Linked DNA regions of Homo sapiens: region 1 is linked to region 2. Evidence: read pairs that join two places in POLR2A ChIA-PET (ENCODE). Cell type or tissue: PC-9. All regions are shown on one strand. Each heading gives the region's core, and the rest is flanking DNA. Links, peaks and the distances in the headings are about the cores only. Region 1 overlaps MTMR12 (myotubularin related protein 12). Region 2 overlaps MTMR12 (myotubularin related protein 12).

What was found. ChIA-PET counts read pairs that join two places held together with the same protein. Peaks named below come from ENCODE experiments on the same cell type or tissue, not always from the same donor. Only the 100,000 strongest peaks of a DNase experiment are listed, where the experiment ranks them.
Region 1: POLR2A ChIA-PET joins it to region 2 with 11 read pairs; 2 of 35 experiments call an interaction of 5 or more read pairs at or near these places.

What each region holds. Positions count from the first base shown.
Region 1 is chr5:32,222,072-32,230,402 of GRCh38, forward strand. MTMR12 (myotubularin related protein 12) reads right to left here. Exons shown (of 16, transcript NM_001040446.3): 16 at 4,936-8,276. The coding sequence ends at 7,707. It also overlaps the pseudogene RPL27P10. Among named protein-coding and RNA genes, the nearest start is that of GOLPH3, 52 kb to the left of the region's middle. RefSeq lists a silencer at 1,932-2,226. In PC-9, for the core only: no CTCF peak of the experiment used is centred there; a DNase peak (open chromatin) is centred at 2,110; H3K27ac peaks cover 2,394 bases.
Region 2 is chr5:32,295,893-32,304,223 of GRCh38, forward strand. All of the region lies in intron 1 of MTMR12 (myotubularin related protein 12), which reads right to left. Among named protein-coding and RNA genes, the nearest start is that of MTMR12, 13 kb to the right of the region's middle. RefSeq lists enhancers at 2,184-2,273, 2,334-2,463. In PC-9, for the core only: no CTCF peak of the experiment used is centred there; a DNase peak (open chromatin) is centred at 6,989.

The DNA.
Region 1 (8,331 bases), core at 22-8,021, 74 kb before region 2:
CCGCTATCCCCTCAAAGTGACAGCTGCCATGGGCAAGAAGAAGATCTCCAAGAGGTCAAAGATCAAGTCTTTTGTGAAAGTTTATAACTACAATCACCTAATGGCCACAAGGTATTCTGTGGGTATCTTATTCCCTTAGACAAAACTGTCATCAATAAGGATGTCTTTAGAGACCCTGCTCTTAAACGCAAGGCCCCACGAGAAGCCAAGGTCAAGTTTGAAGAGAGATATAAGACAGGCAAGAACAAGTGGTTCTTCCAGAAGCTGCGGTTTTAGATGCTTTGTTTTGGTCATTAAAAATTCAAAAGAAAAAAAAATAGTCGTATTTCCTGTTCTTAGACTTTGTGGAGGATTCCCACTCTGTGTCCTCAGGCCTCCACACAATACCTTGCATGAAAGTTTTACTCTTAAGTTAGATACAGGCTGGGCGTGGTGGCTCACACCTGTAATCCTAGCACTTTGGAAGGCTGAGGCAGGTGGATCACTTGAGCCCAGGAGTTACAGACCAGCCTGGGCAATATGGCAAAACCCTGTCTCTACTAAAAATACAAAAATTAGCCGGGCACAGTAGCACGCCCCTGTAGTCCCAGCCACCAGGGAGGCTGAGGTGGGAGGATCACTTGAGCCTGGGAGGCGGAGGTTGCAGTGAGCCATGACTGTGCCACTGCACTCCAGCCTGGGTGACAGAGTAAGACCCTGTTTCAAAACAAAAACAAAAAGATGCTACGAGACAGCAGGACCAGCTAACCCTGCAGTCCGTCTGGTGATGTGGAGGGTTTTTAGGCCTCGTTCTCTGCTCTGATGTGTTTATACTGCTGGGCCTGATGGATTTGTATATCCTCTAGGTGTGAAAGTGAGGCCTCTTTGACATTTCTAGCCAACCACATACCTCAAGTACCCACTCATTGCACCTTTGAAAGATGATTTTTAACATTCCATGTGCTGTTCAACAAACCTTCTGGGATAGATTTTGAAAACATTTGAAGTGCTTATGTAGCCACCTTTGGAACCTGGGTTCCTGTTTAGGATACTTCAAATGTTAATTGTTCCTGGGGTGCAGATTAAGTTTAAACACACACACACACACGCACACACACACACACATCCCTCTGTTTACATGATGTATGTAAATGACCACACACATAGATAATAATAGCTCCATGTATTGAATATTTACATTATAATAGACACTTATCCTTAAACCTCCAACTCTCCAGTGAGGTGGGTTCTGGGCATGGTGCCATTTTACTGATGAGGAAACAGAGATGGAGGGATGTTATCCTAGTTTGTAAGCTGCAAAGCAGGGATTCAGACTCAGGCAGTCTGGCTTCAGAGAGCCAGAACCAGGCACGGTGGCTCATACCTCCAAACCCACCACTCTTGGAGGACAAGGCAGGAGGATCACTCAAGCTCAGAAGTTCAAGACCGGCCTGGGCAACATAGTGAGATTCCATTTCTACAAAATGGAAGTCAAGGCTGTAGTGAGCTGTGGTCACGCCACTGCACACCAGCCTTGGCAACAGAATGAGATCCTGTCTCAAAAAAAAAAAATTTTTTTTTTTTTTTGGCCAGGCGCGGTGGCTCACGCCTGTAATCCCAGCACTTTGGGAGGCCGAGGTGGGCGGATCACGAGGTCAGGAGATCGAGACCATCCTGGCTAACACGGTGAAACCCCGTCTCTACTAAAAATACCAAAAAAAAAAAAAAATTAGCCGGGCCTGGTGGTGGGCGCCTGTAATCCCAGTTAGTTGGGAGGCTGAGGTGGGAGAATTGCTTGAACCCGGGAGGCAGAGGTTGCAGTGAGCCAAGATCGTGCCACTGCACTCCAGCCTGGGCGACAGAGCAAGACTCTGTCTCAAAAAAAAAAAAAAAAAAAAAAAGATATACAATGCTACCATCTACCATCACTCCAGAACATTCCCTTGTGCACCTTCCCAGTCCACCCCTGCCCCACCCCCACCAATCTCTACTGCTTCCCCCCACCCCACCCCCATCAGCTGGGGAGAGAGGAGAGGTCTTTTCCATCCTCTCCTGGAGGCTACTGCAGTAGCATTCCAAGCAGAGTCCTCAGGGTCAGTCCAGGGATGAAATGCCATCCATCTGCATTCTTTTCCTTCCCAGGAATGGCATGCACTTGTGCCCTTTCAGTGCTGGGGATGAGTAAGCACAACATTCACTGGGCCCCAGACTTCTGCGAAGACAATTTGAAAAGTCCTCCATTCAGGATTTCATAAAAACATTCAGGTCCAGACAGCCCTTTATGAAACTGGCTAGCAAAATGGAAGTTTTTAAAAAACAAGTCCAAAAAGCTTACTGTGTGTGAACCTACAGATTATATATTGAAAAAAGCTTACTGTGCATATTTTCATATAGTAACACACTTTATATCCTTTAATTGCTAAGGGCAGACAGTGTAATAGGGGATTTAAAAAGAAAAGAACCTGGGTCTGAACCACAAAACAGGCTGAGATGTCTGTTTTCAGACATAAAGCCACTCAAATTACTTTTCAACACATGATATTTAAAACACTGATTTTGCACTACCCACAGCTAGCCTGGTTATCAACAAACTCAAGTGTAGGCACTTGGACACATCCCTGGTTACACTGGAACCCACGGTACAAACAGGGTCTTGCCTCTCCCACCCTCATGCTAGTACTTTTCAGGGTGTTGTATGTGTGTGTGGAAGGTGGACCCAATAAGGCCATGCATCTCTATAGCTCTTGTCTCTGCAGCAGGGCAGGGGCATCCTGCGTGCTCAGCCCCAAATTGTCCTGCCCCAGGGACACATTTATAAATAATCTAGAGCCACAGTGGGACACAAGCCCAGCACACGACCACAGGAAGGGCTCAGAAAACAGGCTTGCTTTATTCATTTATTTATTTATTTTGAGACAGAGTCGCTCTGTCGCCCAGGCTCGAGTGCAGTGGTGTGATCTCTGCTCACTGCAAGCTCCGCCTCCCAGGTTCATGCTATTCTCTTGCCTCAGCCTCCCAAGTAGCTGGGATTTCAGGCGCCCACCACCACGCATGGCTAATTTTTTTGTATTTTTAGTAGAGACGGGGTTTCACCATGTTAGCCAGGATGGTCTTGATCTCCTGACCTTGTGATCAGCCTCCCAAAGTGCTGGATTACAGGTGTGAGCCACTGCGCCTGGCCAGAAAACAGGCTATAGACAGGCCCCCCTCTGCCTCCAACTCCCTTAATGATAGGGGACGTGAAGGCACAGGGGCTAGTTCCCAACAGGAGCCGACCCCCCACCCTGTTTCACACTGGACGGAGAACATTCCACTCTTTACTCCCCAAGTCCCTCCATGCCCTCACCTGGACATCAAGGAACAAGCAAAATCAAGAGTGAGAGACAGCTAAGTCCACCAAAAGTACAAGAGCTAAACAAATGTGGAAAATAAGACGAGAAGCTGCTAAACTCTACGGTCACAACTACTACTTGGGAATTTAATACAAACACCAAAGAAGCAAAACATCTGAAAAGCACGTGGCATCCATGAGAGCTTATTAAATTCCAGGGGTGTCTCAGAGCTAGCTTTCTGGACATAGTGTGCTGGCCAGATAGGAAAGGGGGATGGGGACAAGCAGCAGAGTGGGAAGCCTCCTCTGTAGGTAGGAAAGGTCAAAGAAATATGAGCCTTGTTTCTCAGAACATACAAAGTGCTATGTCTCAATCTAGTTAAGTATTAAAACGAATTAGAAACAAATCCTACTCTCATAAGCCATCTTACCCTGTGCTCGCTCACTTAACCTCTCTGAAAGCAAAAACAAAGCCTTTTTCTATCTTTCATGGTTTAAATGTACTCAGATCTCTTCCAGCAATTTTTATTCCAGAGTAACAGAATTCTAATTTTACAGATCCCCACAAAAAGCAGAGAGGTAATAATATTTAATTTCAGGGTTAAAAACTCTTTTCTTTTAATCACCCTATCCCCACCCTATTTTTTCTTCAGCATTTTATCATCACCTGGGATTTTTTTTTCTTTTCAGACAGAGCCCTCCTCTGTTGCCCAGGCTGGAGTGCCGTGGTGCTATCTTGGCTCACTGCAACCTCCACCTCTCAGGTTCAAGCGATTCTCCTGCCTCATCCTCCCAAGTAGCTGGGATCACAGGCATGCGCCACCACACCCAGCTAATTTTGTATTTTTAGTAGAGACAGGGTTTCACCACGTTGCCAGGCTGGTCTTGAACTCCCGACACTTCAGGTGATCCGCCCGCCTCGGCCTCCCAAAGTGCTGGTATTACAGGCGTGAGCCACAGTGTCAGCTAGATTTTTTATTATTTTTACCTTAGATTCAGAGGGTACATGTGCAGGTTTATTACATGGGTATATTGCGTGATGCTGAAGTTTGGGCTTCAATTGAACCCATCACTCAAATGGTGAACACAGTACCCAATAGGTGGTTTTTCAACCCTTCCCTGACTCCCTCCCCATTTTGAGTCCCGTGTCTGTTGTTCTTATCTTTACGTCCAATACCCAATGTTTAGCTCCCACTTATGAGAACATTCAGTATTTGGTTTTCTGTTTCTGCATTAATTCACTTAGGATAATGGACTCCAGCTGCATCCATGTTGCCGCAAAGGACGTGATTCCATTCTTTTTTATAGCTGTATAGTATCCCATGGTGTATATGTACCACATTTTCCTGATCCAATCCATCACTGATGGGCACCTGGGTTGATTCCATGTCTTTGCTATTGTGAATAGTGCTGTGATATACATGTAACTGCAAATCACCTATTATAAATATTTGTTTGGTTATCGGTTCCCACCACCAAACCTCCCTGTGCCCCACAAGAACGCAAACTGCACTCTTCCCTGCTGTCCCCACTGGCCCTGCCAAGTACCCAGTACATGCTCAATATTTCCTGAAAGAATGAAACGGATTACTCCATGTGTTATACCAACCACACCAAGTACAGTATTGCTTGTAAATTGTGCTTTAATTTCTGCAATCAGATATGATGCAGTGAGATACAAGTATAAACTTTCATTGTGCATCCAGAAAATAAAAAGCACAAGTATACAGGTTTAGCTCAACAGCTTATTCCCTTATAAAGAAAAAAAAAGTTTTGAATTAAAGCTAGTTTATCTTCAGTGTAAAAACTTGGAGGTATAAACAAACTCAAGATATTATATACAGTAAATTAATTTACATTTCCAAACTTGCACAGTACAGCATTTTAAACAAAGTAAATGGTCTCATTTCAGCTCTCACTGTTAAGCATAATCCACATCCCAATCTCAGATAAAAATTTCACAATATATAAATCCATTGAGAATTCTGTACACAAATACGAGTTATAGAAATCTGATTTCAAATATAAATACAAAAATTGTCATGACCTTACACGTTACAACAGCTTATTTTTCTATTGTAATTTTAAAAAATCATAGAAAAATATGTCAATGCACATTCAACTGCTATGACAAAGGCCATGACCTTGTGCCTTTAAACCATACTTTGTAGAGTGTAAAGCATCACACCGGGCATTTTTGGAATGAAAATTACAAAGCCTGAAGAGGCTACTGTATAAATATTCACGTTATAACGTGGTAACAAAAATAGCTCCATAGCATATTTGGGAGGCAATGGGGCAGAGAAGGAAGTGGAGGTTAGTGCTAATTTAAGAAGGCCTATAGAATGTATGTGAAGGTAGCTAAGGAACTAGTTAGTGTATTTTAAAATCCCTATTGCAAGCCTAACACTGACCTCGCTAGTAACTCTTAAGGCAATCAAGACGGAACATGTGTTTGGCCCCCAGATGCACGAATCCTGCCCTCCCCTCAACCTTTGTTCATCCTAACAGACCAACCTGGCTCCTGCATTAATATGGAGTGGGGAGAACAGCAAAACAATTCACTGTATGTACAAAAGACAATTCAGTGCAAACCTAGAAACTTCTCTTAGTCAATAGTTTCCAATTTTCTGAGACGAGGTCTTGCTCCATCACCCAGGCCGGAGTGCAGTGGCACGATCTTAGCTCACTGCAAACTCCACCTCCCAGGCTCACGGGATCCTCCCACCTCAGCCTCCCGAGTAGCTGGGACTACAGGCATGCACCACCACACCCAGCTAATTTTTGTATTTTTAGTAGAGACAGGGTTTTGCCATGTTGCCCCGGCTGGTCTCGAACTCCTGGGCTCAAGCAATTCGCCCACCTGAGCCTCCCAAAGTGCTGGGATTACAGGCGTGAGCCACCACACCCGGCCTCAAATTTTCTTATTGCCCTTGAGCAACTGAAAGTTTTTCCGAACATGTAACATTCAAATTGGGATCCATACTGAAGAGCAAATATATGTAAAAGGCGAACATTCAATTTAAAACATTCTAATGAGTTTTGTTTTTTTCCTCTTTTATGCGATTTGACAGGGTTCCACTGAGAACAAAAAAATCTGCTCCTTACAAAGTATACTTTCCTGCATTAAAAAAAATATATATCATATATATGATATATATATCATATATATGTGATATATATATATCATATATATATCATATATATGTGATATATATATATATATCATATATATGATATATATATATCACATATATATCATATATATATCATTTAGACAGCAGATCCAAGAAGGTGACCAGGCATAGTCAAGTTTCTTCTATGGCTTTTAAAATCACTGAGGTATCATATGATAATCATCACTTCTGATATTTATGTTTAAGCTGCTTTCCTATGAAAGCCACATTCAAAAGTGACCCAATCCCATCAGTCCATAAAGGTAAAAGAATGTGAGGAACTCGGCTCAGGGGTTGCGGCAGAAAACTGCAATCACAAGTGCTCCAAAGCTTCAGCAGGCAAGTAGAAAAAGGCGAAGCGATTTGTTCCAAACAAGGAGAGACTCCAGAGGAATGGACGCTCCTCAGGAAGGATCTCAGGCAAAGAAACAGATCCCCGCAGCGTAACCAAGAGGTTTGGCAGTGAGACACTGGGACTACACGCACCAAGGCAGGGAGTGCAGAGGGACAGCGGCGAGTGGTGTGGAGCAGGCGGAGGAAGACCTGGGGCTGGCAGCACAGAAAAGAGGGTGGTGGCTGGCTAGCCCCCACCCACAGGCAAAGTGACACGGTCTGTGAAGAAGGGAGGGTGGTCTGAAGCATCAGGATGGATGACACCAGTGGAACTTCCCAGGTGTTTTACAGGCAAGGGGGCGTAGAAAGAAAAAAATGTGATGGTTTAAGTAAATGCCACACATCTTAATACCTCTATCTGAATCTTCAACTCCCCATACAAATACATAAAGCTGAACTTGCTTCTATAATTGAGATGGGTTACACAGAAACTTACTATTCCCAATGACTGGATAAATTATCTTGGCACAAAGAGGATCTGAAGAAAGTATCAAGTCCAAGAATATCTTACTGAAGCCCTTTCTGGTAGTAAACTGGCCATTGTGGGCTCTGTATAATACTTAGGCATCAGAAAACGGCCACAACCCTATTACGGGTCAAGTAATAATTCCTTCCAATTAGTAATACTACAGATGCGGTTTTAATTGCATAGTCTTTTAGAATCATGAAAAATAATGAGAGCCACCTCTTTTCCCGAAGGCCCAGGTTTATTCTAACGGAGTGCCGGGCTAAGGACCCAGCCAGCATGAGCTGTAGCGTGACACAAATCCAGGGATCAGCTGTCCCAATCTCCCACATTCCTCTTTCACAATCACTCAACAAACAGGTCACACATCCCCTAGGTCCACGAACTCATCTTCTCGTTTGGCCAAATCGTCTTCATCTCCCAAAGCTTTCCAGCCACTGGTGGGTAAGACGGGCTTAGAGGAATGTCGCTGGAGCAGAGCGAAAGGAAACAAAGACGAGAGGCGGGCAGAGTTCCTCAGCAGGCAGGGGGCCTCAGCCTGGGGGGCCTGCTGGCTGTGGTGTCTCTCGTCGATCTTCTCTTGTAAACTCTGGACTTCCTCCATCATTTCCAAGAGTTTGCTCAGAGTGGCCACTTGGCCACCACCTAGGATTTGGGCTTCTGGAATCCAACGTAGGTAGCGCTGGGCCCAGACTTTGATTTCGGGCCCCTCGATATGCGGTAACAACAAACCATGGTAGTCAGTGGACTTGCTATGCCAGCTGTCATAGAACTCTCGAAAGTTGTCTTGGAGCTCATCAGAAGAATTAATAAGTTTGCTAATTCTCTTGCCCAGAAGGTTTTTAATTAAATGATCTGTTTCTTCCCTGAAAAATCCTCTTTTGGGAGATGACTTAGATTGTGTAAGTGGCAAAGAAAGTTGTCGTTGATGCTTTGAGAGAAAACACAAATAAAAATCACTGGTTAACATAACAGGCACAGTTAAC
Region 2 (8,331 bases), core at 66-8,065:
CCTGTAATCCCAGCATTTTGGGAGGCCAAGGCGGGCAGATCACCTGATGTTAGGAGTTCGAGACCGGCCTGGCCAATATGGTGAAACCCCATCTCTACTAAAAATACAAAAAAAAAGTTAGCCGGGCATGGTGGCACATGCCTGAAATCCCAGCTACTAGGGAGGCTGAGGCAGGAGAATTGCTTGAACCCAGGAGGTGGAGATTGCAGTTAGCTGAGATCACGCCATTGCATTCCAGCCTGGACGATGAGGCAAGACTCTGTCTCAAAAAAAAAAACAAACACTTTATTAAGATATAATTGAGGTCAGACACAGTGGCTAACGTCTGTAATCCCAACACTTTGGGAGGCCGAGGGTGGGAGGATCTCTTGAGCCCAGGAGTTCGAGATCAGCCTGGGTAACATAGTGAGACCTTGTTTTTACAAAAAATGAACAAAATTACCTGGGCATGTTGTGTGTACCTGTAGTCCCAGCTACTTGGGAGGCTAAGGCAGGAAGATTGCTTCAGCCCAGGAGGTTGAGGCTGGAGTGAGCTGAGATCACACCACTGCATTCCAGTCTGGGCAACAGAGCAAGACCTTGTCTCCAAAAAAAGAAACGAGAAAAAAAAAGGTGTAATTGGCTGGGCATGGCGATTTACACTTTGCCTGTAATCCCAGTACTTTGGAAGGGTGAGGTGGTGGGGGAGTGGGGATTGCTTGAGGCCAGGAGTTTGAGACTAGCCTGGGCAACACAGTGAAACCTGTCCCTACCAAAAAAAAACTTAGGAACAGTAACACGTGCCTGTAGTCTCAGCTACTCAGTAGGCTGAGGTGGGAGGATCCCTTGAGCCCAGGAGTTGAAGGTTGCAGTGAGCTATGATCATGTTACTGCACTCCAGCCTGGGTAACAGAGGAAAACATTCTCTTTAAAAAAAAAAAAAAAAAGTGGCCGGGCGCGGTGGCTCACGCCTGTAATCCCAGCACTTTGGGAGGCCAAGGTGGGCGGACCACAAGGTCAGGAGATCGAAACCATCCTGGCTAACATGGTGAAACCCCGTCTCTACTAAAAAATACAAAAAATTAGCTGGGCGTGATGGCGGGCGCCTGTAGTCCCAGCTACTTGGGAGGCTGAGGCAGGAGAATGGTGTGAACCTGGGAGGCGGAGCTTGCAGTGAGCCGAGATCGCGCCACTGCACTCCAGCCTGGGTGACAGAGCGAGACTCCGTCTAAAAAAAAAAAAAAAAAGATATAATTTACCAACCATGTAATTCACCAAAGTATTTAATATAATGTTTAACAATATAAAGTGTTGAAATGGTATTCAGTATATTCATAGTTGTACAATCATCACCACAATCAATTTTAGATCATTTTCATCATCCCAAAAGGAATATTCTAAGGCAAAGCACCTCATACCAAAGCTGACCTGTTATTCCCCACTCAATCCCTCTGTTTACATTGTACCTCTAACCCTAGGCAACCACAAATCTTCAACTTTTTTCCTATTACAAAGTAATACCTACAAATGTTCTTTCAGTTGTAACAAGTCTCCAGGGCAGGGGAACAGGCAATGACCTTGGACAATTCATTACCCCCAACAGCTAAGCAATACTTATTCACTTGGCCATTCTAAATCCTTTTCTTCACATTTAGACCCTGCTTTTTTCCTGACCTCAGGTTTTTTTTTTTTTTTTGAAGGAAGAGAGTATCTGCTCATTAAGATGCAAACTAAATTCCTCACTCTGTTTTGACAGCTCATCATTTCTTGAAGTGCAGTGAAAGCATTACTCATTTATGATTCTTAGCAAGGATCACTCTCACCAGGCATTCACTAGGCCTTTAAACAATCCCAATACCTCATTAAACTCTCCCTATTAAAGAAAGAAATAAATAAAACTTACATTAGAAAATAAATGTTAGGACCCAAATACCAGTATAAGCCTCAGATCCCACAGACCTGATCTCACCAAACAGTTAACTGGCTTGATTCTCTTATTATCGGTGAACCACACCCAAAGACGGTTGGCAAGCTTGATGGGATAAGGACCTGCCTCAGGAAGCAAAAGGTCACAAAGAAAAGAAATGGCTAGAGGCAGAGGCCTCCCAAATCCAAGCTAATGCTCCTTCAACAGAACCAGAAGCAGGCAGGATCTTGGCTGTGCCTTGAAAGCTAGTTAGGATTTGGATCAGTGGAAGGGGCAAGAAGCGTGGAGGGCTCTTAAATGGGAAGATGACAACATGAAGGCCGCGTTCAGCAGAAGGCTGGCTGTGGTGTGTGGGCATCTGGGGGTGGTGCAGACGGGGAGCAGTGGGAAGTGGAGAGGCCAGTCAAGCTCTTGTGGTAGGTGGTTGCATGCACCAGGAGATGCTAGACAGAAGGTGGCCATGGAAACACAGACGGATCACCACAGAGGGCCCCACAAAGGGCACAGTGGGGGCTGTGATTGGTTGGGCATATGAGTGATTAGGGAAAGAAGGGTGCTGTTGGCAGAAGCTGGGAAGGCTCACTTGAAAGGAGAGAGAAGCCAAGCTGAATTGCAGGTATCAAGCTCTGGACTTAACATACTGCCCAAACCCCAAGTCCTCCTAGAAGCCCTTGAGACAGATGAAGATACTGTTACAGGACAGAAAGGAAATCCATGAAACGACTCACTGAAAAAGAAAACTGTGCAGGAAGGGAGGCCCTCCAGGTAGACTGTAAAGGTACCCATGGTGGGTATGGCAGTCCTATAAGAGGGACAGCATGCCTGGCTCCAGACACACACTTAGAGTGCCAGAGAAGAACAATGCTGAGGCCAGGCGCAGTGGCTCACGCCTGTAATCCCAGCACTTTGGGAGGCAGAGGCGGGCGGATCATGAGGTCAGGAGATCGAGATCATCCTGGCTAACACAGTGAAACCCCGTCTCTACTAAAAATACAAAAAAAAAAATTAGCTGGGCGTGGTGGCAGGCGTCTGTAGTCCCAGCTACTCTGGAGGCTGAGGCAGGAGAATGGCACGAACCCGGGAGGCGGAGCTTGCAGTGAGCCGAGATCGCGCCACTGCACTCCAGCCTAGGCGACAGAGCGAGACTCCATCTCAAAAAAAAAAAAAAAAAAAGAACAATGCTGGAAAGAAATGAGGTCAAGTCTTGCCACAATCAGGACCTGCACTGGTGGCCCAAAGAACACACACATGAATGCGCACACACACACACATACACATACACACACACGCACACACACACACATACCTGCAGCTTCTGGGGTGGTGAGGAATAATAGCAACTAAATAACATTTAATAAATGTTCACTACCTGCTAGGTACTGTGTAAACAGCTTTCCACAGATTGCATCACTTAAGACTAACAGCAACCTTACGGGCTTTTATTTTATTCCCATTTCACAGATCAGAAAACTGAGGCTCAGAGAAGTTAAACACCCAGCCCAAATTCACCATTAGCAAGTAGGAAGCCCTGTGTGACACCAAAGCCATGCTCTTAACTACCACATTATACTGAAAGTAAAGATTGTTGTGCTGGGATATGTACAAGTGCCAGAAAAAAGGTGTCAGGTGGCAGTTATGGGGCTGTCACTGCTTTATGATTTAAGCTAACGGATGTGACTGACAGCAGCTGCAGAGACACATGGCATTGCCATCTGTGCCTCCCCTTCTACCACCGCCTCCAAAACTGCTCTATAAACATTAAGTTAGGGGAAGAGCTGGGAGAAGTTAAAAGGCTTGGAGCAGGAAGAAGGCAAGAGGAACCAGGGACAGATGAGAGGTGCCCACAGGCTCACTAAGGGCCAGACTGATCTATGGTACAGCAGCATGTCACAGAAAGAAGGAATCCTCATAGAATCTTGGAGATACTCCTGCAGGTCCGAGCAGCGACCCTTGGATTCTATTCCTCAAGACTTCTCTCTCACCATCACACATGTGTGCACACACCTTACATAAGAGATGGGGAAAGATGTCACCCAGTCCTAACACAGCTATGAGCCTTTCACACCCCTCTTGCCTGCTTGCTACATTATCCCCCTCCTCCCCACACCAAATCCCGCTTTAATGTCGACCTTTCCAAGTCCTACACAGCTTTTGCATAAGACCAGATGCTGCCTTGGGTTCTGCAGTGGGTCTTGCTCTGTGCCCCCAGAGCACTTGGGCATGCCTCCCTCATAAGTAGGCAGCTCCGACCTCTGTGCAGAGAACTCTGGTGACCAGCCATCTCCCCAAGAGAAGGTGAAGCTCCTGAGTGCACAGACTGTTTCTTTGCATTCCTAATTTTAATAGTGCTTAGCAAATGGTAGATACATAAAAATGTTGCTTAAATAACAAATCTTCCAGTTCAAGTTATTAATAATAACAGCACCTAGCAGTTGTTGAGTATCTGCCATGTGTCAAGTCCTTAGCTGGGTTTATATGGTTTATTTCTTCTCATCCTCTAAATCAGCCTGCAGGGAAGACACCTATTCACGTTACAGGTAAGAAAAGGAAGTCTCGGATAGGTGAAGTTACATGTCTAAGGTCACCACCAAGTGGCTGAGCCTGGATCAGAACTTTGCAAAATCAAAGTCTCTTCCACAATGCTATGGCACCTTGTTTCCATCCCCAGACTCCTACTGTGGTTGGTTTATTCCTCAGTTGCTCCTCTGTAACAGGACCAGACACAGAGACAGCCACACCCTCACCACACTGAGGGCCTCTCTCATGCACCCCAGAGCTCCCATACCCCCTCTCTGTCTGCCACCCAGATTACATCTGCCATACTTACTGCGCTCCTCAGGTACTACTTATAGGTACATCAGGTTCTTCCTGTCACCCTTTTAGCATAGATCATCTTTATTCAGCAGGTAGCAGAAAGTGATCATTAAAACAAAAAGAGAAAAAGCAGCCACTTCTCTTCTCCAGAACGTAAAGCTGCATAAAGAGATTTGTAGGGGCCAGGCACAGTGGCTCACACCTCTAATCCCAGCACTCTGGGAGGCCAAGACGGGTAAATCACCTGAGGTCAGAAGTTCAAGATTAGCTTGGCCAACATGGTGAAACCCCATCTCTACTAAAAATACAAAAATTAGCCGGGTGTGGTGGCATGCGCCTGTAGTCCCAACTACTCAGAAGGCTGAGGCAGGAGAATCGCTTGAGCCTGGGAGGTGGAGGATGCAGTGAGCCGAGATCTCGCCACTGCACTGCAGCTGGGTAACAGAGCAAGACTCCATCTCAAAAAAAGAAAGAAAAAGATTTGTAGGGCAAGTGAACTTGAAGCTAAACTAGGCAAGCTGGGGTGGGGCTGGGGGCTGCAGACAGATGACAGGTAGGTAGGTAGGTAAAGAGTGAAAAAAGAGGGGCCAAGAGAATACATTTGGGCATCAAAGGAGAAGGCACAAAGTATAAACACTGAGGCCAGCCCAGGAGTCCCTCAGAGATAAAACAGGGGTACTTGCTGATGCCAAACAACTCATCCCTGGGATCTGAACCCCAGATTCCCTTCTTTAACTAGCAAGATACCCAATACCACAGACTGACTGACCCCCTAGGGAAAGTGCTATTCCCAGTGGTTTGCATAGACAGGAGGCAAATATTCACGGGGAGACCAAGAGTGAAAGAGAATCATTACTTCTTCCAAGGACAGGGACACATTGGGAAGTTGATCTCAAGGGATTCAATTTTATGTTTGGAGGAACATAGATTTTTTTATTTGAAAAACAGGACTCATTCACTTCAAGTGTTCTCAAATACTTCAATACTCTTAGCAAAGGCTGGGCGCAGTGGCTCATGCCTGTAATCCCAGCACTTTGGGGGGCCGAGGTGGGTGGATCACCTGAGGGTAGGAGTTTGAGACCAGTCTGGCCAACATGGCGAAACCCTGTCTCTACTAAAAATACAAAAATTAACCGGGCATGGTGGCACACCCCTGTAACCCTAGCTACTCAGGAGGCTGAGATACCACAAGAATCGCTTGAAACTGGGAGGCAGAGATTGTGCCACAGCACTCCAGCCTGGGTGACAGAGACTACTCCATCTCAAAAAATAATAATAAAAATAAAAATAAACAAAAAATAAAAAACAAACAAAAAAACTCTTAGCAAAAGCAAAAAAACAAAAACAAAAACAAAAAACAAAAAACATTGTCTGAAACAGGAGCTGGCAATCTGTCACAAGAGGAAGGTCATCTTCAACATATTTCATCACTGTGGCCAGGGCTTCCCTTGCCCCCACTTATACATAAGCCCTATCTTACGGCTGAAATCCCTCCCTTCCCAAAACAACTGAGGTTTTGCATGCCACCTCTGAAAGCCTGTGCACCAGCCAGGCCTATAGGAAATGAAGGACAGGGTACGAGAGGGAAAAGTGATGGCTATTATTTTAGGAAAAGCATTTAAATATGAAATCAAAACAGCATGGTTTTACAACTGCCTTTGAAATAAAGAGAGTATTAGTTTCAGAGACAATTTGATTTTATTTATGCTAGTTATGATTTTACTTGATTTGATTTACTCATATCTTAAATGAACCACTAAAGAGATGTGATAAATGGACAAAATTTAACCTTTGAAGAGAGACCATTAGAAATTAGGAAAGAGGGGCTGGGTACGGTGGCTCACGCCTGTAATCCCAGCACTTTGGGAAGCCGAGGTGGGTAGATCACAAGGTCAGGAGTTCGAGACCAGCCTGACCAACATGGTGAAACCCCGTCTCCACCAAAAATACAAAAATTAGCCAGGCATGGTGGCACGAGCCTGTAATCCCAGCTACTTGGGAGGCTGAGGCAGGCGAATCGCTTGAACCCGGCAGGCGGAGGTTGCAGTGAGCCAAGATCATGCCAATGCACTCTGCACTCCAGCCCAGGCGACAGAGCAAGACTCCGTATAAAAAAAAAAAAAAAATTAGGGAAGAGGGAAGAAAAATAAGTCCACACAATGAAACTAGCAAAATGTCAAAGGCCAAATGTTAATAATGAAAAAAGTCAATAACTAAGTGTTCTCATTACATTGGAATTTTAAATATAACCAAATCATTCGCAAATGTATAAAGGAACAAGGAAAAGAAACTTTTAGAGATAGCAAAAAATTTTCTAAGAAAGAGTTACCACACAAGGAACTTTCCTGGCATGACAACATGGCAACAATCACAACAAAATACTCCCCTTTTATTAATACCTTAGCTGGGAAAGATTTATGCACTCTTAAGATTAATGATTAAGCACTTTCTGAAGCCATCCAAGTGGCTCTGACGAAACTTCTGAATAACAACAATAATGGCCCACATCTCTTAAAGGTTAACTACATCTAAGTATCCTGTGCTAGGGGCTTTACATGCATAATGGCATTTGATATTAATAAATGTTCATACATGTCTATTATATAACATGGACATATCATTATTCCCATTTTCGAGGTAGAAATATAACTGAAGCTTAAAGGAACTGGCATTACAGCTAGTATGAAGAGCTACTGACAAGCTCTTGCTTTCCTTAGAGTTGCGATACGGGAGGTAAGCAAAGGGGAATAAAGGAAGGGTGAGGCCCTGAGGCCTTTCCATCTCTCCCAGCACTGTACTCCCCCCCAGAATCCCTCTCTATTTCCACCTCCCCTATTCCTCCTCCCAAAGCCAACAGGAGATTAGAGATTAAAAGAATTATTTCAGTTCAATCCTGCCTCCCAATCTCAAGAGGTTTATTTCAAATGATTCATTTTGAAAGCTTAGAAGACGTTTACATAGCACTCATCCATCATAAACTTGATTCAGTGAGAATAAACTCATGGTGCTAGGCTGAGACAACTTTGGCTTATCAATGTTGCTGAATTTGTAGTTGATCAAAACTCCATCTACCAGGGATGTCTACCACTGCTTTTTTATAAACCTCATGTAGGCCCCCACAGGTGGCTACCGTGGGCATCATCCTAACAAAGCCAAGATCTCAGCTTGAGCCCTTTTCAGAACCTGCATGTTCTCTTGTCAATGGCTACAAACTCACTGCCCTCTTTGCCATCTCAAAAAAAAAAAAAAAAAAAAAAAACCACAACACATCAGAAGTCACAAGCACAACTTGATGAGAAACTGAGAGTGGGTATTTACTGGAAAAACTTAACCTATATAATCTACCAATATGGATCAAGCATAATATCTTCACACATGACAACCACATGTAGGCTATAAATTTTTACACAATTACAAATGCAACCATAGGCCGGGCGCAGTAGCTCACGCCTGTAATCCCAGCACTTTGGGAGCCGAGGCGGGCGGATCACAAGGTCAGGAGATCAAGACCATCCCGACTAACACAGTGAAACCCTGTCTCTACTAAAAATGCAAAAATCAGCCAGGCGTGGTGGCACGTGCCTGTAGTCCCAGCTACTCGGGAGGCTGAG